5 separate regions of the Mus musculus genome follow, and regions 1, 3, 4 and 5 are each linked to region 2. Evidence: chromatin loops called from intact Hi-C (ENCODE). Cell type or tissue: heart. All regions are shown on one strand. Region 1 has its middle 19 kb from the start of Tm4sf20. Region 2 holds the start of Agfg1 (ArfGAP with FG repeats 1). Region 3 holds the start of Mff (mitochondrial fission factor). Region 4 has its middle 65 kb from the start of Slc19a3. Region 5 has its middle 50 kb from the start of Slc19a3.

Evidence for each region. Peaks named below come from ENCODE experiments on the same cell type or tissue, not always from the same donor. Only the 100,000 strongest peaks of a DNase experiment are listed, where the experiment ranks them.
Region 1: it touches region 2 in a loop (3-fold over the local background); 12 of 42 quality-filtered maps call a loop at or near these places.
Region 3: a loop joins it to region 2, with 2.5 times the contacts of the local background. A loop is called at or near these places in 5 of 42 quality-filtered maps.
Region 4: a loop joins it to region 2, with 2.5 times the contacts of the local background. A loop is called at or near these places in 9 of 42 quality-filtered maps.
Region 5: it touches region 2 in a loop (7-fold over the local background); 9 of 42 quality-filtered maps call a loop at or near these places.

What each region holds. Positions count from the first base shown.
Region 1 is chr1:82,785,042-82,790,041 of GRCm38, reverse strand. No RefSeq gene overlaps it. Among named protein-coding and RNA genes, the nearest start is that of Tm4sf20, 19 kb to the right of the region's middle. In heart, a CTCF peak has its summit at 2,518 (motif pointing left); a DNase peak (open chromatin) is centred at 2,431; H3K27me3 peaks cover 40 bases.
Region 2 is chr1:82,836,465-82,841,464 of GRCm38, reverse strand. It overlaps Agfg1 (ArfGAP with FG repeats 1), which reads right to left and starts at 2,005. Exons shown (of 13, transcript NM_001368850.1): 1 at 1,576-2,005. The coding sequence starts at 1,742. In heart, no CTCF peak of the experiment used is centred here; a DNase peak (open chromatin) is centred at 2,074; H3K4me3 peaks cover 2,450 bases; H3K27ac peaks cover 2,096 bases.
Region 3 is chr1:82,722,147-82,727,146 of GRCm38, reverse strand. Mff (mitochondrial fission factor) reads right to left here and starts at 2,257. Exons shown (of 9, transcript NM_029409.3): 1 at 2,063-2,257. It overlaps C430014B12Rik (a long non-coding RNA gene), which reads left to right and starts at 1,226. Exons shown (of 4, transcript XR_865578.3): 1 at 1,226-2,360. In heart, no CTCF peak of the experiment used is centred here; a DNase peak (open chromatin) is centred at 2,256; H3K4me3 peaks cover 1,911 bases; H3K27ac peaks cover 1,531 bases; H3K27me3 peaks cover 396 bases.
Region 4 is chr1:82,970,738-82,975,737 of GRCm38, reverse strand. No RefSeq gene overlaps it. Among named protein-coding and RNA genes, the nearest start is that of Slc19a3, 65 kb to the left of the region's middle. In heart, a CTCF peak has its summit at 2,294 (motif pointing right); no DNase peak of the experiment used is centred here; H3K4me3 peaks cover 293 bases; H3K27ac peaks cover 4,355 bases.
Region 5 is chr1:82,985,783-82,990,782 of GRCm38, reverse strand. No RefSeq gene overlaps it. Among named protein-coding and RNA genes, the nearest start is that of Slc19a3, 50 kb to the left of the region's middle. In heart, a CTCF peak has its summit at 2,816 (motif pointing right); no DNase peak of the experiment used is centred here.

The sequences.
Region 1 (5,000 bases), 51 kb after region 2:
GGTCCTCATGAGCACTCTTCCCCGCTGCCTCAGGATGGGAGGTTGATTGGTCCAGTCTTCTGCCAATCTTGTTCAGGTATTCATACTTACTATGAATTCAAGATCAGAACAGACAGATTGTACTTAGAGGACAGGGTCCCCAACATCCCACCCCCTCCTCTGGCATTTAAATTGTTTTCTCCCTTGTTTTCATCATGTCCCCCGAACCTTGGAGGAGTTCATTCAAGCTATGGGTCACGTCAAGACACTCTGGAGTGACTGTACACCACCAGCACAGGGTGGGATTTAATTGCCCTCAAGGAACCTGGAGGCATTTAATTATCACCCACGCTCATTATCTTTATCAACAGTAAGTGTGCTGGTTGGCTTGTTTTTGTTTTTGTTTTTGTTTTGTTTTGTTTGTCAGTTTGACACAAACCCAGACATATGTGAGAATATTGTCTCAGTTGAGACTATCCCGCTATAAGATTGCCTTATAGGCAAGTCGGTGGGGCATTTTCATCACTGATGGAGCATGTAGGAGGATTCACCTCAGTGTAGATGGCGCCACCCTCCGGCAGGTAGCCCTCAGTTGTATAAAAACAGCAGGCCGAGCAATTCATGAGGAGCAAGCCAATAAGCAACTCCTTTGTGGTTTCTGCTTCAGTTCCTGCCTTGAGTTCCTGCCCTGACTTTCTTTCTTCAGTAATGAACTGTGATATGACCGTGTAAGCAAAGCAAACCTTTTCCTTCCCGAGCTGCCTTTAGTCATGGTGTTTTTATGTCAGCAGGAGAAACCCTAACTAAGATCATAAGGCTCTGTAGCAGTAGCTCTCAACCTTCCTAGTGCTGCAACCCTTTAACACAGTCTTCCTGTCGTGACTCCCAATCATGAAAGTATTTCTTTGCTACTTGAGAATTATAATTTTGCTACTGTTCTGAATCGTACTGTAAAGTCCTGATAGGCAACCCCTGTGGAAGGGTCGTCCCATCCCAAAGGGATCCTGACCCACAGGTTGACAGCCACTACTCTACAGTTACTGCTGCTCATTGCAGAAAGAAGTTGCTTTGACCAAAGCTGACAGCAGTCTATGAATATAAGCCTGATTCAGAAAACAATGCTCTCGGCTGCCAACAATTCATGTATCTTTGTCCAGTTCTTTGTTTCCAGGATATAAGGACCTTGAACTCCTCTGGAGATGCTCATTAAACATTGATATTCACCAATGTTAGTGATATATTTACAACCAAAAGAAAGTGTCCTTTTATGAGATGGGCACATATGTGTCACCATCTCATAGTGTGTGTGTGCATTCATGCATGTGGTGTGTGTGTGTATGTGTGTGTGTGTGTGTGTGTGTGTGTGTGTGTGTGTGTGTATACATGTGTGTGGTGAGGCTTGCTTGCTAAACAGTTGTTTCTGTTCTTTCTTGAATTTCCATTAAAAAAATAGTACTAGAATATTGAAAATCTGAGAGTGAAATAAAACACAGTGATATGGTCCAGTACTTAGGCCATTTGTGGTTCCTGCAACTGGGAGATGGGTTGGGGGATTAAAAGGAGCCAGAGCTTGCTTCTGGCTGAAGAGACTGAGGAGGGCTCCAATGGGCAGGGCTGTGCATTGTTTGCTGGGAACCCCAAATCAGTGAGTGAGACGAGGCCAAGTTAGAGGTATCAGATGGCCTGCACAGCCCTCTCTTCAGCTACACACCCTCGATGGGGGTGTTGGAACCACGACTCCCCACTCGATAGTCAGATAAACGGAAAGCAGATGGTACCTTTGAGAAGAAACATGGCTGGCAGCCATGATTAGAGAGCCGACCATATGATTCACATTTCCTCTCTAAGTAAGAATAGATGATGGTTCCTGCTGTCTGGGAAGGCTCACACAGAAAGGGAGAGGGCAAGGAAATGTGCCGGAGGTTGTGGATTTACACCCCAGGAGGGGCTCAGCCTTTGACTTTGCATGGGACTACATTCTGTGCCCTGGCCTAGCACACAACACGTGCATGGTCAGGTCCTCTCTAGTGGTCAGGGCAGTCTGTGATACTTCCCTTCCAGTGGTAGAGGATGGAATGTCAGAAGTTCAAGGACAGCCTGGTTAACATAGTGAGTTCAAGACTAGCCTGGTCTACAGGAAACTTTTCAAAAAACACAAAAGCCAATCCATCCAACCAAACAAGAAACCAATTCCCCTCCAGTGAATGATCAACTTTCTTTAAATGGAGGTTTTAGAGTCCAAGATCAAATGGCATCAGATTCTCTGTGGCTCAAAAGCTACCTTTTAGAACACCTTGGCACAGGGCAATCTCAGTGATGACTCCTGGGCTGGATCTGAGTGTCCACATTCCTCCCCATTCCTGGCAAGCCGTCTCTACATGCTGACTTCACACTGTGCCTCAGTGACTAGACTAGGGGGCTAACCACGCCTGTCCCAAAAGCTCTTTATCAATTCCTGTTAGGTCTGGGAGAGCAGCCAGACATTCCAGGAAGAGTGAAAAGCCTGAGCCACAGTGGTGACTGGTTAGCACACACTGCCCTCTTGTGTCTATAACACAGTTCACAGGATACTTTCCTGCAGGCTCAAGTTCAGTGAGAATCAATAGGATTGCTTTGCTTTATAGAGAAAGTCCCACAGTTGCCATAATGGTAATCCTCCCGCCTCAGGTTCCCAAGAGCTAAAACGACAAATTGGAGGGTCCATCTACAGTTTGGAATGAATCCTTATCTTTTCTTGTCTCTTTTTGGTTTCATTCTGAAGTTTTTCATAGTCCTAAGCCTGTAAGCCTCAGAAGCAGAGAAAGAAATGGAAGAGGGAGAGGGAGGGGGAGGGGGAGGGGAACTGGAAGGGGGAGAGGAGAGGAGAGGGTGGGAGAGAGGAGAGGGTGGAAGGGAGAGAGAGAATGAGAATGTGTGTGTGGAGTGCACATACACACTCACATGCCAGTTTCTCAGTTCAGGGTTAGTGAAGTTAGTTGATAGAGACTGATTCCAAAAAGTAGGTGCTGACCACAATGGGACCCAAGACTAGAATGAATACTCTGTTCTCCAGATGAAAGAAAACCACCATGGGGATCAGGGTCTGAGGTCTGTATCCAAACACCAGAGTATCAGAAAGCCTTAGGGGAGCTCCTAGAAAGTGCTGGGCTTCTGAACTGAGCTGCTAATTTCATCCTCATTTTCTGAAAGCTTTGGAAGGTGGTACTGGGGACATTCAAATGGCTGCCTCCTGCTCCACAAACATCTTCAATAAAGACCACTTATTTTTTTCTATCTAGTATCACTCAGACATGGGCTGTCCCTTTGGCAAGCTCAAGCCTGAACCTATACCTATGTTAGGTAGCAAGTGTTCTGCCTCTGCCTCTATCTATCTATCTATCTATCTATCTATCTATCTATCTATCTATCTATCTATCTATCTACCTACCTACCTACCTACCAATCATCTCTCTCTCTTCTCTCTCTCTCCCTTCTCTCTTCTCTCTCTCTTCCTTTCTTTCTTTTTTTCTCTCTCTTCAGCTTGCTTTGAGGAAGATGTAAGCTGTGCTCTAAGTTTGCGTACATCATAGTTAGTGACCCAGATGTGGCTTTGATGAATCAGATGGCCCAAGCCTGTATGCTTCACTTCTTAAAGTACAGAAACCAGAGTCAAAATTACTTTCACACGGCCTTCTAACACCACAACTGAGCATTCAACTATGCATCATATGAGGCTAGGGAGAACAAATAAGGGGTGGAAAAGATGCACTTTGCTTGGCAGGGAGGGCTATCCTCCTTGGATGTTTTTCACATCTGTGTCTCAGCCAGGTGTTCTGCCCCCGTAGGGAACGGCCATCAGGAGGCCCCCACACTGATAGAACTTTTTGTGCTCCTGTAAGTGTGTGGTGTACAACCTGGACAGCCTTTCCAAGCAGCTGGGAAGCACAGCTTCGTAAATAAAGGCACCGATGCCCTAATTATGGTTTTTGAATCTTGTGTAGGATTACTTTTCAATCTTTTTATCCCATCAGTGGCATTTTCCCTTAATGACATCAACGCTTTCTCTGCCTTGTGTTCTTGTGTGAACCTTGACATGATGGGGTCCAGTTTCTTGCCTCAAACACACAGAGACAGGTCAGCAAATTTACAGACCATGTTCACAATCACAAGATGAGGGGCTCTCGCTAGCCTGGCTTTGTTTTGTTTGAGACGGGGTCTCTTGTAGCCCAGGCCGATCTCAAAATTGCTGTGCAGCCAAAGATGACTCTGGGCCTCTGATCTCCCTGCCCCCACTGCCTGAGTGCTGGAATTACAGGCCTGCACCGCCACACCCAGTTTACGTAGTGCTGGGCGTGGAACTTGGGCATCAGGCATGCTTGGCTGTTTACCAAGTGGCTATGGCTCCAGCCCATAACCATGCTCTCTTTAGTTTTTTTTCAGAATTACATGATTTTTTATTTTGTGTGTATGCATGTGGAGTTCAGAGAACAACTTTGGGCTGTTGGCTCTCTTCTTCCAGCATATGGGGTCTGGGGACCACACTCAGGTTGCCAGGTTTGGTGGCAGCTACATTTACCCACTGAGCTATGTTATCAGCCCCATAAACATGCTTTCTGTCTGTCATTTATATTAGAAAAGTTTCTCTGTTTGCTTTTCCTGGTCCCCAGATCAAAGAACACAAGATACAACATCAGGAAATAAGTCTGGCTTGCGAAAGCATTACGCAGAGTTGTGATTTGCATAGTGATAAATGATTTGGCTACCTTTTTATTTTTATTTTTTTTTCTGGTTTTCTCTTAAGGTGAGGCCAAAGGTAAAGATTGGAGGAGCTAAGTTTGCTTGCTTTCCATTGTCAGAGATTAGTTTCAAACTCATCTCCAGCTTGGAGACCTTCCAGGTCAATTCCTGAGTGTCTCTTTGTGATCCCGTTCAGTGGTTCCATGCTCTGTCTTAGCATGGCAGGGACTCTTGGTAGAAAAAGTTCTCTTCCCATCTCACGCACTTATGTCTGCTGTTCAGCCCACTGTGACCTGGGTCAGTCA
Region 2 (5,000 bases):
CCTCTTCTGGTGTGTCTGAAGACAGTGACAGTGTACTCATATACATATAAATAAATAAATCTTTTTTTAAGAGTAAATAAAGTACACTTTAAATAAATTGAACTATTAGCTTCACCAAAGTTGCCTAACATAAGTGACTTTAACATCCTAATTTTCATTTATAAATGAAAGCCATTAACCACACATGCAGCTGTGGAAAATTCAGAGTGTTTCCTAACTATAACCCTGAAAGTAACCTCTAGGACCCTCTTACCGAACTACTCCAAAGCTGAACACAGAACCCAGACACTGGTCTTTCTTACGTATATCCACTGTCTCCATTAGAATGTAAATGCTGAGACAAGGCATTTATTTATCACCACACCCTAACTAAAGCTCATCCAAAAACTGAATAGGAACCACCCAAAATAATGTTATACTCATGAAGAACCAAAGATGCCTCCTTGCCCAAATTCAAAATGGAAGGGTGTCTGGGGGAATAGTGAATTATTGGCCATGTCAACATCCTTCAACTTTTTACAAAATTTCCTACGTGTTATGTACATTGCTATTAATATAATAAAAAATTTTGGGAGGGCCCAGGAAAAGGTTCAGCCTGTAAAAGTGAACCCAGGTATACAAAACATGCACACGTGTCCCCACACTGCGACATGCACGGTAATATTTTTTAAGACCCAAGGAATATTAACTACCAGATCATTAAAAATGCATTGAATTCAAGATAACCAGAAAATAATTGCATCTAATCAGTTCCAGAGTCACCTGCAACCTTTCCAAGTGAAATTTCACAAGAACAAAAATTCCCATCACAACACAGCTTAAACAGAGAGGCCTAGACATGCCATCTGAGTAATTTCAGGCGGTCACCTCCATCTCCTTTCTCAATATTGTCTTCCCAGTCCCCATTTCTCCAGACAGATAGGACACTTGGGTTCTGATACAGAAATCTCATCGAGCTCCATCCTTATTTTGAAGCGCACAACTCCTGATTACCCTTTTCCAGTAAAACTTTCCCCAACTGAGGACACTTGGAGCCATGCAGCCACAACCCTCGTGCTTTTGCTGCCTCCCCGCCTCACGTAATTAATCCTCTAGGGAGAACTTTTCTCCTGGGATTCACACCTCAGCCATCAAGACCTATTAACGCCCCCCGCCCGCCCCCAACACGCCCCAGCTACCTGAGTGCTGTGGACCGGAGGAAGATCCCCAGCTTTCTGCGTCCCTGCTCTCACCCTCCCCACCAGCTCCGCGGCACCGAGCAGAGGCCGGGCCCCCCAACCACGGAGCTGCGGGTCGCACAAAGGCCCCGCACCGCCCTCCCGGGGATGCTCCCCGCCTGCGCCCCCCGAGGCGCGGCCACGCCCGCTGAGCGGCGGGAAGCCGGGATGCTCCGCCGGGCCGGCCGCTGGCTGACCCCGACCCCACCCACGCCCCACCCACGCCGGCCACCCCAAGGCTGGACCCTCGCCCGGCCAAAGAGCAAGAGCATCTCCGGCCCCCAAGGCCTAGGCTGGCCGCATCCCCAACGGGCCCCGCCGCCACGGCCCGGTACCCACGACCCCCGTCCGCACTCACAGGCTGCCGGAGCAGGAGGTGCACACGAACGAGCCGACCGTCATGTTCACGTAGGTGGGGCCGCGCTGGTCGCAGTCGAAACACTTGCGGTTGTGCGGCAGCCCCGTCATGTCCCGCAGCATCTTCAGGTGCTTCTCCTCCTGCTTCCGCTTCGCGCTGGCCGCCATGGCCGCGGCTCCGACCGAGGAGGCCGGCAGGGCCGGGAGCCGGCGGCGCTGCCGGGGCCCCGCGCTCCCTTCCCACGGGCCGCCCTGGCCGCCGCCGCCTCCGCCCTCGCGGACTCCGGTCTCGGCCTCCGCTCGGCTCCGCCGGGCAGGACAAGGCGAGGAAGCTGCGCAGCACGCGCCGACCGGTCACACCAACCGGCCGGGCGGGACAACCGCCACCGCCGCCGCTGCCACCTTCCCGACTTCTCCTAAGGGGGAAAGACGAGGTGGGGGGCGGGGGGAGCGGCAAGAGGAGACCGGCCTCGGGCAGCCGGGGGCCAAGTGCAGGCTGGCGCCCTCTGCTGGCCGGGAGGAGTCACTGCGGCCACGCTGCGGCAAGGGTCGGAGCTGGGCGGGGTAGAGAAGACACAATGGTGTCAATAAATTACAGCCCTTATCCGCTGGGTGCCTGTACGTGCAAAGAGCTTCGTGTAAGCAGGCTATCTTCCTCCAGGCAGAAATGTTCCCGGCAGCTTCCCGCTGCTTTAGGAGACACTCCAAATTCTTCCCTTACAGAATCTAGCCTAGTCGCCTTCTTCCAAGTCATCCCCATTCACTCCGCTACTCTAGACTTAAATTTGTATGGTGCACTGGGATAAATTTACGACGGTATTTACCTGCCGAAGCCAGAGTTCCAACATAGTCCAACTGCAACACCCACCTTTTGAGGCTGCAGGAAATCACTGCTAGCCCCTAAGACACTGGTTCGGGTGGGGGTGGGGGTGTTGAACAACCCTCTCAGAGGGGTCACCTAAGACCATCGGGGAACACAATTTACATTACTATTCATAACAGTAGCAAAATTACAGGTATGGAGTACCAATGGAAATAATTTTGTGGTGGGGGGTCACCACAACGTGAGGAACTGTATTAAAGGGTCGCAGCAGCATTAGGAAGGTAGAGAACTCCTGCGGTAAGGTATGAGAAACCATCTGTACCTTCATTTCTCAAAGGAGTGTGGGGAGGCTCAAAAACTGAGTTACCGAATACTGTCCCAGCCCCCACTGCAAATGGAGTAGTTTTCACAAGAGGAGAATTCAAGTTTCCTAGCTGAAAATGCTGAGTCAGCCCCGGGGAACCATCGGGTTAACTTAACATTATTATAATAGTAAATGGCATTATTATTAAAGGGGGGCAGATAGGATGGCTAGTGTTTCTGAACTGTTTCCTACATGAGAAATTTAACTATCCCTAGGATCCAGAGTTCATCTTCAACAACTATCAGCTCATGTCTCTTCTTGCTTTATTGATCCCCTTGCCCAATATCATATTTATCTTAAAATAAACCCACTTATTACTAATATATATATATATATATTTCAGGACTGAGACTGTAGCTCAAAGGCAGAGTGGTTACTATGTATAGGCAGGCCCTGGTTTTATCCCTAGCCCAAGAAAAGTAAAAACTCCCTCTTCCTCTCCCCCTTTTCCTTCCCCCCTCCCTCCCCCTCCCTCTCTCTCTCTCTCTCTCTCTCTCTCTCTCTCTCTCTCTCTCTCTCTCATCTCTCCTTTTCTTTCCTCCCCTCCCTCTCATGTAACTACAGTACAGCTAGCATACAGAGAAAGTTAGGACTAATTCTTTGACAGTCATCAAATGTCCTGCCGCTGTTGAAGTTAGTGCTCAGATCATTATTTTTTTTTAATTACTACTTTCCCTTGACCGGTTAGTGTACAACTGTAGTCAGGTATTGACAGTCCAAGAATGGGGTCCCATGAAGAGATTTCTGAGTGCTTGTGAGAAAACTCCAAGTAACTTGTCCTTGGGGATACATTTTCCATTCTCCTTCCAGGTGTAGCAGATAGAACTGAGTTTACTTCACATGGCTCATTGTTATCTGTTCCTGTGCCTCCGTGGAAACGTGTGTTCTCACCTCTCCAGCTTGCCCTCCAAGTGCTGCTTGCCCTGTGACTGTACGCTTAAGTCACGTGACTCCTCTTAACCCTCAGAGTATAAATTGTCAGATGCTCCAAATAAAGTTGGCTCTGTGTGAGACTTTAGCCTACTTCATGTATCAGCTCCATTCTCTCAGACCCTAGAATCTCTCAGCCTCTAGAGCGGGGGAACCAGGTGGTATGTCTCCTGCCGTCTCTCTCTGCTCACACTCTCTCCTCTCATTGTGACATTTAGCATATCCCCGTCCTCTCCATCGTCTACAAATACGAGGTTAAGTCTAGTTTATTTGTATCTGGTTCAGTTTGGGCAATAGCATGTTTTTCCATTGGGAGGCACATCACAGGGGTGTTGTCGTGATGTTAGCAGTCATTGACAGTGATATTCTGGTTCTGTCATATCCAATTCTTTATTATTTTAGCTGAAATATTTCCATTAAAATAGACCAAAAAAAAAAAAAATGGGTTGGAGAGATGGCTCAGCAGTTAAAAGTACTGGCTGCTCTTCCAGAGGTCCTGAGTTCAATTCCCAGCAGCCACATGATAGCTCACAACCATCTGTAATGGAATCTGATGTCCTCTTTTGGTGTGTCTGAAGACAGCTACAGTATATTCATATAAATAAATGAATCTAAAAAAAAAAGTAGACAAAAAAGCAAACCTGACGTGGTCCCTTTAACACTAGCACTCAGGAGGCAGAAGCAGATGGGACTCTGTGAAGTCAAGACCAGCCCAGTTTACACATACAGCACGTTCCAGGCCAGCAGGGACTACGTGGTAAGAAGCTGCATCAGTGAGTCAATCAACCAACCAACCAATCAGAAGACCATACCCGCATCTACTAAGTATGCATCAAAAAGACAAGATACATATTTTATTCCTTGCCTTTACTTCTGAATTTCCAAGATCCCCTATTGATGAATCCCTATTGGTCGCATTTCATCTTCCCATCGCGATCACAGTTTTTTAAGTGTCCCTATAAATCAATGATGTCATTGCTGACATCATCTCACCATTGGCCAATGGGAGACTAAGTAAGCTCTAGTGTATTTTAACAAAACCTAGACTTATGATCCCGTGAGCCACCTTCTGTCAAGGTCCCAGGCTAACCAAGAGAGGAAGGCATGCAGAATGGTGGCCTATCAGAACAGAACAAAACTGCTGGCCCCTCTCTGAGGAGAGGACAGCACCACTGTCTCTTACAGGTTCCCGGCAAAAGCCTCCCACACCTCTTCCCCCACATCGCCCCTCCCACAGCCTTCGGCTTCTATTTTTGCCAGGCTCACTTATCATTTGTCTGCATTCTGGGTTGTTCATCTCTCCTGTGGT
Region 3 (5,000 bases), 110 kb after region 2:
CAAAGATTTACAACTTTACACTAATAAACAAAGAATTTCAAAAGTACCAAATTTTGATGTCTTAGAACAGACAGTCACCATGTAAGGCAGCAGCTCTCAACCCGAGGGTCTCGACCCCTATGGTTGTTGAGTGACTACCACAGTGGTTGGACACTTTTGTGATATTTATAATACAATTCATGACAATAGCAAAATTGCAGTTATGAACTAACAACAGTAATAATTTTATAGTTGGTTACCACAAAATGAGGACTGTATTAAGACAATACTACTGCCTCAGTTTTTAGATTGTATGTTTCAATAAAACAGAGGAGGACCTAATTATTTTTTCTTTCTCATTAAAACTATGGTACTTTGGGTATTCTTTGGTAACAAATAAACTTAATTTGGGGCTAAGGTTTTACTCCCACGTCTTTGGTCATTACATGCTTGTTGTATACCTTGAGATAAATCTCCTTCAGACTCCTATCTGATACCACAGCTCCACTTTCTAGGCCACACCCAAACATCCGCAATGTTTTCCAATTTCATCGGGGTCCCGTACATTACACTCAATTTCTTCTTTAGGTTGGCTTTCATTTTTAAAAACACAAATCTATTTTTAAGGGACTATTTACCCTTAATTAATATTCACTACCTTTGAACCATAAACTTGCTGTACGCATATAAACATATGTAACAAAACCAAAACTATTTAAAAAAATTAAGTCGCAGTGAATCAAAGGTCTAATCTAAGAACTGCTGAAGCTCTGAGTCAAAACCTTGAAGATACACAGGCACAGGCAAGGACTTTCTGCAAAGGGCTCCGAGAGGCTGAGGAAACACCAGCAAGAACTGGCATCATGTAACATACAAACTTTCTGTAGAAATTAAGAGTAGAGAGATTCTACGGGATCTTTGTTGGGTAGTCATATGGCAGGGGGCTCACATCTAGAATTATATAAACAACCCAAAAACCTACTAAAGGGACCCCCCCCCCCCGTATCTATTAACAACAAAAATGTCACAACAGCAAGGAGAGAGTAACAGAAGAAACTTTGTAAATCTAAAATGAGGCAGCCCTATCAGACAGGAAGAGAGCTAACACAGTTCCTTCCAGTAGTTCAGTAAAAAAACATGTACTCAGAGACACCACTGAGGAGCTATCTCAATTCACAGGTCCTCGAAACCAAAAATTAGACAACCCGTTATCCACATATAAACACACATACACACCCCTCCTCAAGCAATCTAGTTGCGCTCAGAATACTAAATAGGGCTCAATGGTCCTACTTTCCCTAAAGGTTTTTCTTTGGGGAATCTCATTAGTAGCCAAAGCGACTGAGGGAGAAAGGAATGTTTCTCACCTGGGAAAAAGGGCATCCCCATTCACTGGCTCCCCGTGGGAGGCCTGCTTAGCATTATTGGGCACAAGTTTTAGTCTTCTGGAATTAGAGAGCACCACCAATTCAGAGACAGCGTTGCTCTTCCCAGAAAATGCGTCCTGCTCCTGAGCTAGTGGGACTGGGACGCTGGTTTGTTTGTTTGTTTCTTGTTTTTGTTTGCTTGTTTGTTTTGCAATGACAAGTTTTTAGCAAATGGAGGTCAGGGGCTATGGGGGACCTGGACCCCAGCTTAGCGTGGGGTGCGGGGGTATAGCCCGCAACGCCTCCAGCGAGCAAGGATGCTATGGCCAGCCCGGGGTCTCCCAAAGGCCTTTAGTTATACGGATTTTACACAAAACAAAGAGTTACTTTTAAACGCGACAGACTCAAGGTCAAACTGCGAGGTGCTTGGGCCCGTGGAAGAGATGCCCGAAAAAGCCCAGATCCAAACTCACAGGCTTCCTTCCGTTTCCTAACCCCAAACTAATAGGTGTTTTTCGTTTTGTCAGTAAAATTCGATTTTTGTTTCACAGAACAAGATGCGGAGGTAGAAACGGTGAAGAAGCCGGTCCCAAATATTTACAGGGCAGGGACCTGATGACGGGCCAAGGCCGGGGCCGCTCCGCCCAGTCTGGAGAGGGGTGTCACTGCCGCGGCGCTAGGCCCGGAGTCCTGCTTGGGGAGACTAGAGCACTCACCCTGGGCCTGCTGGAGAGTCCCCGGAGAGAGGGTCGCCGCCCGCCGGCTCCGGGGCACTCGGGTGAGCGCTCGCAGAGGCCGTTGACCGAGCGCACCGAGGCGCCCGGGCAAAGAAGCGGCGGAGCGGCCGCGACGGGCCGGGACAGACGCGAGAACGGCCAGGACTGACCCCTTCCAGGAGCCGTAGCGGAAGTAGGTTTCTGGTCATGTGACGAGAGAAGGGCGGATGTTGCATGCAGGCTCCTGAGACGTCGACGCGGAGCCATTTTTGTCGTGGGCAAAGTACTTCCGTCTCAGGTGATTCCTGTTGAGGGGGTTTCTAGACTTTGCGATCTTTAAGAACCTTGCGTTTGCAGGTAAACTGGTAACCTGTTTTAAAGGAACGCCTGAATAAAAATTCTTATGGTGGCCCGCGAATTTGCATATATAACTAAATATTGGAAGTAATTCTTCAGCAGTCTAATTGTGATTTCCCTAAAACTTACAAATTAAGAATCCGAGAAAAGGGGAAGCTGAATTGGGTTTCAAGATAGTAGGGGTCAGAAATCTCTTTCAAATCTAAACACCCAACTTGTGGCTCCCCTCTGGAAGGCAAGAACCATACTTGCTCATAGAAGGATAGACGGGAAGCCAAATCAGGAAATACGACGTGTGCCTCTATTTTCATAACCTAGCAACTTCACCCACTGTTTCTCATCCTTGGTGACAACCAACCAGGGTTAAAGAATTTTTTTTTTTACAATCTGTTCCATATTATAGTTGAGCCTGGTGCCACACTCTTGAAATCCCAGTATTAGGGACTTAGGAGCTAGAAGCTATAGGATCAAGAGTTCCAGACCAGCCTCAGCTAAGTATTGAGTGGAAGGCCTGTGTCATTATCTATATCAAACATACACACTCTTTTTTTTTTAAACAGTAAACACCTTGATACTTTAAAAAAAAAGATTAATTTATTATTATATGTAAGTACACTGTAGCTTTCTTTGGACACACCAGATGAGGGCGTCAGATCTCATTACGGATGGTTGTGAGCCACCACGTGATTGCTGGGATTTGAACTCAGGACCTTTGGAAGAACTCTTAACCACTGAGCCATCTCTCCAGGCCCATACATGCTCTTTTTCTTGTGGTTATTTCCTACTAATAGAGTCTAACATGTTTATATTGGTTTAAATATATGTAATCTAGAAACAGTTTTAAGTGTTTGTGAGGATGTGCATAGGTTATCTGCAACCATCAATTTTATATAAGAGACATAAGCTTGTGGATATGAGCTGTGATTCTAGAACAAATTTCTCACTCCCTTGTGCAAAGGAAGAGTATTTACTCAAGTGATATAGTCTTGAATCTAAAAATACTTCCAAAGTCAATCTTTGGCTCATTCTTATAACTACAGTTCTAAGGAACCAGAAGTAAGAGGGTGGGAGGATTGCCAGCACTACACAATGAACCCTGACTCAAAACAACAACAAAAACCCAAACAAAGAAAATCTCAGATGATCCCCCAGAAGTGTTATTTTCCTTCAAAATAATGTGTCAAACTTTCTGAATTTCATTCTTGTGTGTCCTTCCTAATATTGGTTTAAGATAAGCAAAATTTCCCTTTACCTTCTGAAGGTCTCAGTGAGACCCCAATTAAATTGGCATAAAACAGCAGGTGAACAGAATGGAAGCATACACTTTTAATTAGTAATTTTTGCTTGTATGTTGGAATATTGAAAAATGAAGACACAAAGAAGTTCTTAGGATCTATAATCTGTATCAGAAGCTGACCATTGTAGTAAATTGTAAAAATGTGAGAAGACACTTTTTAAGTGTCTTTGTCTCAAAATAATCTTTATTTCAAAGGGGCCTACTGTGGGTGGTGTGTCCTGCTAATTTATAGTGACAAGTAATCCTCCTTTACGGACAGATTAAATAACATTATCCTGTCATTCCAAGTCAAGGCCTTTGGGGGTAAGTATGGATAAGCTAGGTAAGCCATACATTATCAAGACTTTTAAATGTGTTCTCTCCCTCTCACTCATCCCTCTTTCTCACCCCTCTTCCTCTCCCTCTCCTTTTTTCCCCTTCTCTCTCCTTTCTCTCTCTTATCCCTCCCTTTCCCCATGGCAACTTCCTTGTCCTCAGTCCTTGGCACCAGTGAACTCACCCATTTGCCGGACAGCATCTTCCCAATAAACCTGTCTTTAATCTAATCTAATCTGGTTTAAATGGGTTGATTTCAGCAGCAGCAGAGAAATAACCTATCAAGGGTCTTATTGCTCCCTTACACTTCTTAAATGTTGCAGACTTCTTTTTCTTTTGTCCCTAGCCCTTTCTTTTCAAAGTTTTGAAATGACTTTTAAATAAAGATCCATAATTCAGTTATCAAACCCAGGTCTTCTTCTGTAACCCTGATTTATCATTTATCTTTGGGCATCATGTGAGTCTATTAAACAAGACAGTGTTTCATAGAATGTCAGAGCACCTAATAGTGTGTGATACAGTCTTAAATGAAAAGTTATGTGGCATGAATGGTGCTTCTTCCATGCACATGGAAGTCTATTCCTTCTTGTGTCCTGTATTATAGATTCATGATGGGTCTTCCTTTTCTTCTCTCACTCATGTGTACATTTCTGTTTGTGACTTAATGCCATTGGCTTTTTCTATAACCTCATAATATATAAAACCAAATAATCTCATCCACTTAGTTTAGCTTCATCCTGATGCATGACTTCTAGCCATTGCTACTTAGGTTTCCCATTAGGGATTAAACCCTGATAGGTTTTACCTTATTTCCCCTTTTCAACTCAGACATTCTTCAGTTACTGTTTCTCGTTTATGGCAAGGTTACTTTTTTAGGCATCAAGATTCAGAATACTATAGTTATCTCTTACTATCTTAATTTGATGGTTATTTTCGGTGAAAATTAGTATTCTTTGATATTCTTCTTAA
Region 4 (5,000 bases), 130 kb before region 2:
CTAAAAATATTATTATTTGTGTGTTTACATGAATGCTTGTGTGCATGTATGTGCATTGTGTTTGTGTGTATGTCTGTGTGTGTGTGTGCATGTGCACATGCATACAAGTGCCTTCAGAGGCCAGAGAGAGTATTAGACCCCCTGGACCTGGAGTTACCAATGCTGTGAGCCACTTGACATAGGTGCTGGGACCTGAACTTAGATCTTTTGCGGAAGCAAGCAGCCCTCTCAATCACTGAGCCATCTCTCTAATCCCCTAGAAAGACTCAAGCTTCTTTAGATGTCGGGCAGTTCTCTTTCTGGGGGAAAAAAAGGTGTTAAAATCAAATAGGCATGCCTAGATAGGTGATACTTAAATTAAGTTAGGATACTGATGCTGAGCCAATGTTCGCTTCTAGAATAATGTTTAAGAATGAACCTGGACCTCTGGAAGCTTTCAGACACTAAGCCACCAAGTAGGCAGCAAACACAAGCTGTTCCAAGGCCCCCGACACGTATCTAGCAGAAGACTGCCTGGTCTGGCCTCAGTAGGAGAAGATGTGCCTAATCCTAGAGAGACTTGAGGCTCAAGGAAGGGAGAGGCCTTGTGGTGGGGGAGCACTCTCTCAGAGATGGGAGGGAGGGATGGAATAAGGAGCTGTGTGAGGACGGGACCAGGTAGGGGAGCAACAGCTGGATTGTAAATAAATACGTAAATACATAAATGCATAAATAAATACATAAATGACTAAGGGGTCTACCTGTTCTGTAAATCTTCACCCCCAAAAGCTTTTTATTCACATTTAAATACTCGTTAAAATAAGGTTCTGTGTCATCAGCAACATGGGAAGGAGCTCCTGCCAGCAGCACAAAGCCCAGGCTTACTTAGCAATGTCTGTTGATGCTTCGTCTCCAGTTTAAAGTCTCCAAAGGACGGCCCTGTCCTAAGACCTCCTCATCAGACACATCCCTGGAACTTTTGCTTCCCTAACTCTAAAAAAATAAAAGCCTCTCGTGATATCACACTTATATGCCATTGTCATTGGTAAGGACCAAGAACACAGTTCTATCAGTCAGCGAGCGATCTTCGGTCATCCCCATGGTTGCAGAGGAGTACAGGGGACCGGAGAGGCCCCACATAAGAGGGCGGGGCAGTCAGAGCGTAAACACGGATGTCTGCGCAACTGGCTGTTTATCATGTACCCTGGAGTCCACTGGTGACCACTTTATCCTTACTTCCTTACAGCCGGATAACTGATACTCATTTTATCTCACAGGAAACAGGTGGAGACATTGAGTGACCTATGGTGGCCTCAAAAAGGGCTTTCAGGACTGAAGGTTTCCAGCTAGATGCTGGACTGACTCTTCAAGCCCCTCCTGAGTTCAGCTTGGTTAATGTCCATCAGAAGAGCCATAGTTAGGAAGTTGTTTACATACTTGCCCGTACAGTCTTTCTATTCCCAAGATATTCTATTCCTCACGTTTTGTCACCTTTGAGATAATTTTTAAAGGAGTCTGTGGTAGGTAGCTGGAGATGCAGGCGCAGACACAGTTATGTGATCTGATACACATCGAGCTCTAAAGGAAGAGAAGGCAGAGCTAGGAGCCGCCTTTGAAGCAACCCGGCATTGCACGTGTTTTCCTGACATCAAATGAAGCTTTGAAGTTATTTATTTTAATGTCAAGTTGTGCCACACCCCTCTAGCTATTGACATTGTCAGGGCCCATTGTTGCATTGGTACTCTGGCTTTCCTTTCTTAGTCACTTGACTCCTAGAATCCCATTTTAGAATTCAGTTCCTACTAAACTCATTAGCATCCTAAGTACTGGCTTCTAGAGATAAGGAAGGAGACCCTCTTCTATCCCATAAAATGCTGTCATCTCCGGGGAATGTGCAGAAAAGCAACTAGCTAAAACCTTCTGATTCAAATATTCTTTAGTCTCTTTGTAATACCAAGAACCCTGATTAGTGTCAACTTTTTAGGCAAAACCAAATAGATCTGCTGCTGACATCAGGCCTCCTACATTTAAGCCACATTTTTAAGAAAGCAAGCCAGAACTATAGGAAAGTCACGAATTGCGTGCCCAGCTCAGAGCAAGGAGCACATTATTAGTAAACGTACAGTGTATGTCATAAAATGAGTTTGTCCTAGGGATGTGCTGGATAGCTACAAACATGTGCCCAGTCAGATCAGGACTGAAGTCAGTGTCTCCTATCCTCACACACTGGCATTCTGTCTGGAGAAGGCTTTGTTGTGAGGGCTGTTTGCTGTCCTGAGAGAGGAAGAACCATACAATCAATCACTATAAACCACTAGAGGCCAGCATGTGCCTGGTCATGACAAGTGTGTCTTCAGATATTGCCATGAAAATGAAAATGCAAACAAACAAAAAACCCTGATTGAGAACCATGATATTAAAGTTAGGGTTAGACTGGAACTAAACATTGTTTTTACATAATTCTTATGATAGTGTAGTAAAACTATAAGTCAATTTATCAAAACTTTCCCTACTAAGATGAATGGGGTTTTTTGTTTTGTTTGTTTGTTGTTTTACATTGTTGTTGTTCGCTGTTATCGTTGTTGTTACTGTTGTTATTATTATTATTATTATTATTATTATTATTATTATTAGAGGTGGTGGTGGTGTTGTGTGTGTGCATGTATGTGTGTGTGACATGCACAGCATATATGGAAAAGTCAGAGGACCTTTAAGGAAACATTTCCTGCCTCCAGCCTTACTGACTCAGGGTCTTTCTTGAGACCTGCCACTCTGCAAACACTCTACTTCACATTAGCTGGTCTAAAAACTTGAAAGAGATTCTCCTGCCTCTGCCTGCCTCTCACCTCACTGTAAAAGCACTGGGATTGCAGAACTCTTCCCAGAGCTCAAGCTTAGGTCAGCAGGAGTGTACGGCAAGTGTTGAGCGATCTCATGGGTTCAGTTAGTTTCTGAGAGGGTCTTTCTCTCTAGCCCTAACTGTCCTTGAACTCATGACAACCCATTTCATCCTCCCAAAGTTCAGGGATTACAGTTGTATGCCAGCATTACCAGTTTAGGCAAGGCGACTGTAAAGTTTACCAACATACCTTTCCGTAAAGAAGCTGAAATCCCTTAGTAAATAAACACAGAAGAGAAAGATCTGACACACACACAATAAGAAATCCTGCAGAGAGAGTTCTTGAGAGCAGTCCTTTCAGGGACCTTGAGGGCATTTCATGAAACGATGTCACAGAGACGAAAGGAAACACTGAGGCAAGGGGAGGGACGTCATTTTTGCTAGACTTTCTGAATTGGCACAAGACTAAGTCACCATCAGAGTGAGAGGAGACTACAGATTAGGAAATTCTAGGCTGAAGATCGCTGGTGTGCTACACAGACAGCAAGGGTCCACGGTTCCCATTCACCCTCTCTGTTAAGAGTTGTCCAAACCCTGACAGGCTATTTCTCACTGCCCTCAAGCTCTGAGGTCCCAACCCTGAGCCAGCACACAGTTGTGGAATGTGCGCTTATCAGCTCTTTCTGGCAACTGGCTGCCACAGTGGAATAGCTTCCTGTCCATCCTCAGCAAGCCTTTCCCCTCTATTGTCCAGCTTCCTCTGCTGATTCTGCTCATCTCTGCTCGCCCCTCCTTTGCCCCATGAAAGAAAATCCTGTTTCCCTTTGATTTTTGAATACTTGTCAATTTCTCTGATGTCTTCATCCTATTGCAACCGTCTATCTTTCAAATAAAGCCTCTCTCTAAATCCAGATTTCCTTTTATTTGACACCAGATTTTTGAGCCTGAGTTTTACCATCTGCAAAAGGAAGGAACAAAGGGGAAAAAAGGGCTTCCTTAGCCCCTTTCCAGCCTGTGGATTTAGAGACACCAAATACTGTTAGTCTGTTTCAAATCTTAAAAGGGAAAGATATGCACACTTCCCAGAGCTGGATCAAGTATGGTAAATTAAGGGTGCTGGAGCAGAGCTATAAGCCCAACTCTCAGGAAGCTAAGGCCAGAGGATTACAAGTTTGATCCAGCCTAGCCAAACTGTCACAACAGACAAAGGGAAAAAAAATTCAGTGAGTCACTATTCTTAACTGATAAGGCATTTCTCCAGCCCATGCCATTATTCTTTTATATCAGAGCCTGGATGTTAGCAAACTAGAAGACTATTTGCTCTCTGGTTTAACAAGATAGACTAATGTTAATTCCCACTCCCCCAGAGTGGCTCTGACAGCCTTCACACTGGGCTATGTGATAGTCGACTGGAATATTCTGGAATAGCCTTGGAAAGCTTCTCCATAGAAAATATGGCGCCCCCCCCCCACTTTTTGTGTATTTTCCAATAAATAGACGTTCTCTGCTGGCCCTTTAATATTCAAGTAAAATTGCATGCATCATAGCAGAAATGTAGAGATTTACTGTTTCTTTCTTCACTAGCTAAATCTGAAGCAACAAGACATTCTTACTTACCCTTCCTGTCCCTCTGAAGAGCATTCACTATGTTCAATATTGCCCTCGGGAAACAATCAAACTGTATTTCTGCTTTCATCCACTTTCTCAGGACTTGGTTAAGATTACTCTGGGGTGGGGTTGGGAGGAGTGTGATGCTCACAATTACTGATCAATGCTGTGTTGGAAAGTTTCAAGCTGTCTTATTTAACAGTTTAAAATGATAATATGTGACTCTAATTTTGACTACATTTAGTTTTGCCCCCCCCTCCCCCCAGTTTTCCTTGCCTGCTGGAATGATCAGAACATGGTACAACTAGAAAATCTAGATGAAATGGATAAAATCCTAGATGCCAAATTAAAGGAAGAAGCTATAAGCAACTAAAGCAGGTCTATAATGAGCAACAAGATGGAAGATTAACAAAGAGCCTCCCGATGAAGAATGGCCAAGGACCATATGGACTCACTGCAGAATTCTGCCAGATTTGTCAGGAACTGGCATCAACACTCCTCAAACTGGTCCCTAAAACAGAAAGGAAAGTAGCACTTCCAAACTCATTCTATGAGACCAGTATTACTCTGATAC
Region 5 (5,000 bases), 150 kb before region 2:
TCTGCTCTGTGGAGGCTTAAGACAGGTGTGATTGCCAGGGTCTATCCGGGAAACAGAAATGCTGACATTGTGGCTGATGGTGGCAGCCTCCTGACGTGGGAAGGTCAAGGCCAGAATCCTAGACTCACAGGATGAGCCTCTTTCCTTGCCAGTTGACACTCTGTTCTCCCTCTGTGTACAGCTTCTGTGTTCCTGCTTTGAGACCACTGAAGCTAAGAGCAGCTGTGCTTCCCTCACCACCGTGAGACACAGCTGGGAGAGTAAATTATCTTTTTATTTACCTTTACATACTGGCTTCTCCAAATTTGGAGATACTAGGCTTGACTGGTTCCTGAGTCGAGAGTTGTGCATGGAAATGGTTCATCTTTATTAATGGTGAATATATACTTATAAAAATTTTAAAAATAAAAATGTACTAACTCTTCTTTCTGTGTTTTTTTTTTAATGTTTCATCAAATACTGGGAGGAACTAGAAAAGCATACAGATACAGGTCTTCCTCTTCAGCCCCAATTCTCCTCAGTAGGTGTCACTCAGGAGACAAGCTATAGAATATACACCCTGTACTGGCTGGTTTTGTGTGTCAATTTGACACAGGCTGGAGTTATCACAAAGAAAGGAGCTTCAGTTGGGGAAATGCCTCCATGCGACCCAACTGTAAGGCATTTTCTCAATTAGTGATCAAGGGGGAAAGGCCCCTTTGGGTGGGACCAATCTCTGGGTTGGTAGTCCTGGGTTCTGCAAGAAAGCAAGCTGAGCAAGCCAGGGGAAGCAAGTCAGTAAGGAACATCCCTCCATGGCTTCTGCATCAGCTCCTGCTTCCTGACCTGCTTGAGTTCCAGTCCTGACTTCCTTTGGTGATCAACAACAATGTGGAAAGTGTAAGCTGAATAAACCTTTTCCTCCCCAACTGCTTCTTGGTCATGATGTTTGTGCAGGAATAGAAACCCTGACTAAGACACACCCATATTCTCTTTTCCTGATGTCTTAGGTTTTTAACACTTATCTACTGGTTTCCAGTTGTGACAGATTTAGTTAACTTCTCTTACAGCTCCCTAAACAGGCACTTTGCTGCTTAGAATTCAACAGTTGTTGACCCCTTATCAAGTCATCCACCATCTTCTTTACTTCTTCCATTAAGAAGATGTTAGCTTTTCCCATCCCATGTTCTAAAGGGAAGGAAGATGCTGGACCCCTACTTGACTTCCCATAGCTCCTCTCCTCTAGCCACTCTTTGGAGTCACTCCTGTTTTTCACAACATTACATTAACGGTTTACTCCTTTCTGTAACTATTGACAGACCACCCGGAATTTGCCAACTGAGGAATTCTAATTGAAGAGCAACAAGTAGTGTTTACGAAATAATATACTGTATACCCTGACCCAGCCAGGTGCACTAGGATTGCATGTTACGAAGCTGTTTACATAATTGCTGGTTAGAAATGCTGCCCCAGCCAGGGACACAAGCAGTATACTTCCTATAGCTTTTTTCCACTGGCCACATTCATTTCTACTGCTCTTCTATAAAGCAGGTATGCCTGCGCTGCCCTCTACTGTGGTCACAATTCTACACAGAACCACGGTGATACAACTCTGGTATGCCGCGTTGTGTGGGGCGACAGATTACGGTAGCAAAGTTGGAAACATCAGTGACTTATTTCCTTGCCAGAAAGTAAAGATGCACAGGAGTGAAGTGTGTTCACCAGGCTTTGTGCCTTATCCAGAACAGACCAGGACGGAATGAGAATAAATGAGTTTAAATGGGATAAAATAGAGTCTAGAACATCATTCATTCCAGAGGAGGGTTTTAAAATATTATATCAAAACAAGGCAATAGTAAATCTAATGTGTGTAAAGTTCTTATTTCTGTTCTTTGTGGGAATCTGTTGTAGAGGGAGACCTTTGCACGAACAGAAAGACGCTGAACTCACATTGGAAGTAGGATGAGCATCTGCTCAGAACTGTGTAGTGGGAGATGCTACTGTGACAAAGCACCTCCTTTGTTGACATCATCCACAAAAAGCAGCCCCTGAGCAGCTGAGGGAGGGAAAGGAAGGCAACAGGTCACTCAGCAAGGCTCCCCTGGCCACACAGGAAGACAAAGGGCCCCATCAAAGCTCTCCTCTGTGTCTGAACTTTGAGTTCAGGCTCTTTCACAAAAGACTGAATCTGTAGAGTTTAAGATTGGTATCTAAGACAATGAGCACCATTAAAGGGTAACCATCTTGCCAGCAATAACAAATGAAGCATGTGTTCTCTTTTTTTTCTAATTTTTTTTCTTTTTTATTGGATATTTTCTTTATTTACATTTCAAATGTTATCCCCTGTCCTAGTTTCCCCTCCAAAAATCCCCTACCCCTTCCCCCCCTCCCCCTGCTCCCCATCCCACCCACTACCGTTCCTGGCCTGGCATTCCCCTATACTGGGGCATAGAATCTTCACAGGACCAAGGGCCTCTCCTCCCATTGATGACCGACTAGGCCATCCTCCGCTACAAATATAGCTAGAACCACAAGTTCCACCATGTGTTTTCTTTGACTGGTGGTATAGTTCCAAGGAGCTCTGAGGGTACTGGTGGTTAGTTCATATTGATGTTCCTTCTATGGGGCTTCAGCTCCCTGGGTATTTCTCTGGCTCCTTCATTTGGGGACCTTATGCTCCGTCCAATGGATGACTGTGAGCATCCACTTCATAAACAACTACCAAACCCAGACACTATTGCAGATGCCACAAGAGCCTGCTGACAGGAGCCTGATATGAGAAGCATGTGTTCTTAAAAATCACCAATATGCTGGCCTTTCCAACTTCTTCCAGTAGATGTCGCTAGTAGCAAATAACACATGATCCTATTGAACCAAGCTGAAAGTGTTCAAAATATGGATTGAACTGATTTCAAGAATTCATGTTCCATTATTAGCACTTGGGGAAATAAGTGGTCATTTAATGATACTCAACAGTGTTGGTGACAAGCTTATTCAAAGATTAATCAATAGGAAGGAGTAGCCTCAGAGAAGGAAGAGAGGAGACTGGAACAACTTGAAGGAAATGAGGGGAGTCGAGAGTAGCTCACATCAGCCTGGTGGGTACAGGGGAGATAGGAAAGGCTCCACATCCGTACAGTACTGCATCCTCTCTGCATGACCTTTCACCTTCTGCATTCTCAGTCAGAAATCTGCACATTTTGCAAAAGATTAGAAAAAGGGTCCCCTGCATCAACCTGTGACCACACTATCAGGAACATCAGTGCCTGTTGATGTCATAGATCCCTGAGCATCAGATCTGATCCATTAAATCAGAAGCTCTGAGGACATCCAGGGAGTCGGCTAATTATACTTATCAAGTTTCTCATGTGACCTGATGCTAAAAGCTGTTCTCTCGGGATAAACCACCTCCATGAAGGGACTGAAAGGATGCAGATTTATAAGTGATTCAACGAGATAGCTGCTCAAATGCTAGAACAAAGGTAGAGCTGAAGAAGCATCCCCGCATGAGCACTGAAGAAGCAGGACTCGGGCATCAGATCAGAGCTTGCTGGCCAGCCCTGGTGGTGAGGGCAAAGTCACACGGGAGCTTCTGAAGAGCCTCCGAGTTTCCCACAAATCCCGGGCTCCAGTCTCTGTGAAAGTAGGAGGGGAAACTGTGGGACGAGAAGGCATGCCGTGGCAGGAGAAAGTGGATAAAAGAATAATGGGGAAAATATAGATCAATTATATATATGGTGAAAATGTGCAAGAATACTTTATAAAAAAAAAAAATAAAGGTCTAACTTGGTTCTGAGCAGATGGCTCTCCTGTCATTTCCTGGCAGAAGCATCAGCTTTGGGCGCAGACAAGTCAAGCATGAGTCTGAAAAACACAACCTACTTCAAATGCCTCTGCGAGACATTCAAATGGGGCACCAAGAGAAACCAGTGACAGAGAAGAAAACTGCCTCCAAAAGTGTTTAAAATTAGATGAGAAGTGAACCAGTCTTAGAGCCTTGAGAAACTCCAAATAAGGCCGAGTATTTAGTGGGCACAGTGAGGGGGGAGGCGCCGGGCAGAAGAAAACCAAACATGTTTGTCTGTAAAGATAGCAGTCAAGGGACAAAAAGTTTTACATGGAAAAGAACAATCAATAATGTCAATTAATATTAATATTGGAAGAGTTGGAGAGGTAGGCCAGCACTTAAGAGCACTTGTTGCTCTTAGAAAAAACCTGCATTCAATTCCCAGCCCTTACATTACGGTCCACATCTGTAACCCCAGTTCCAGAAAATCCAACAGGCATTCACATGTTCCATTTCATGCATGCAAGAAAAACATTCATGCACATAAAATATTAATATTGGAAAGTCAAGTGATACACTGCTGAAACATTCTTGCTGTATTTGCAAACACACAAGTTCCTTTTAAAATTATTATTCCGGAAAGTTGATATTGATCCAGTCAGTCCTGACAGCTTGTTCAAGAAGATGGTCTGTGATACCAGGTGGGGGAAGAAACCATCAATAAAGTGAGCTATTAGTTTAAAAAGGGGATTTCTACAATCGGAAGTTTAATAAGCTAGACATGATGGCCTTTAATCCCAGTACTTGGGGAGCAGAGGTAGGTAGATCTCTGTGAATTTAAGGCAGGCCTGGTCTACATAATGGGCTCTGGACAGTTACAGTTAGATAGTGAGATCCTGTTTCAGAGAGAGAGAGAGAGAGAGAGGGAGGGAGAGAGAGAGAGAGAGAGAGAGAGAGAGAGAGAGAGAGAGAGAGAAAGAGAGAATAAGGTGTTGATAGATATTTTGTTTTTAAATAAGTTAATTTCATAAAAGCATAACGGGAATACTTCAGCGTAAATGTTTTCACAAGGAGAGAGGGGCAAGAAGATGGAGCCCCAGGGAGGACTGGTCCAAGAAAGAAGACTCTCTGTACCCAGGAGCAGAGGGTAGGGTGAGGCAGTTTCCTCATGACTTTTTCTCTTTCTGTGATACAACACCAAGAACAGTTTACAGAAGGAAATGTTTGTTTGGAA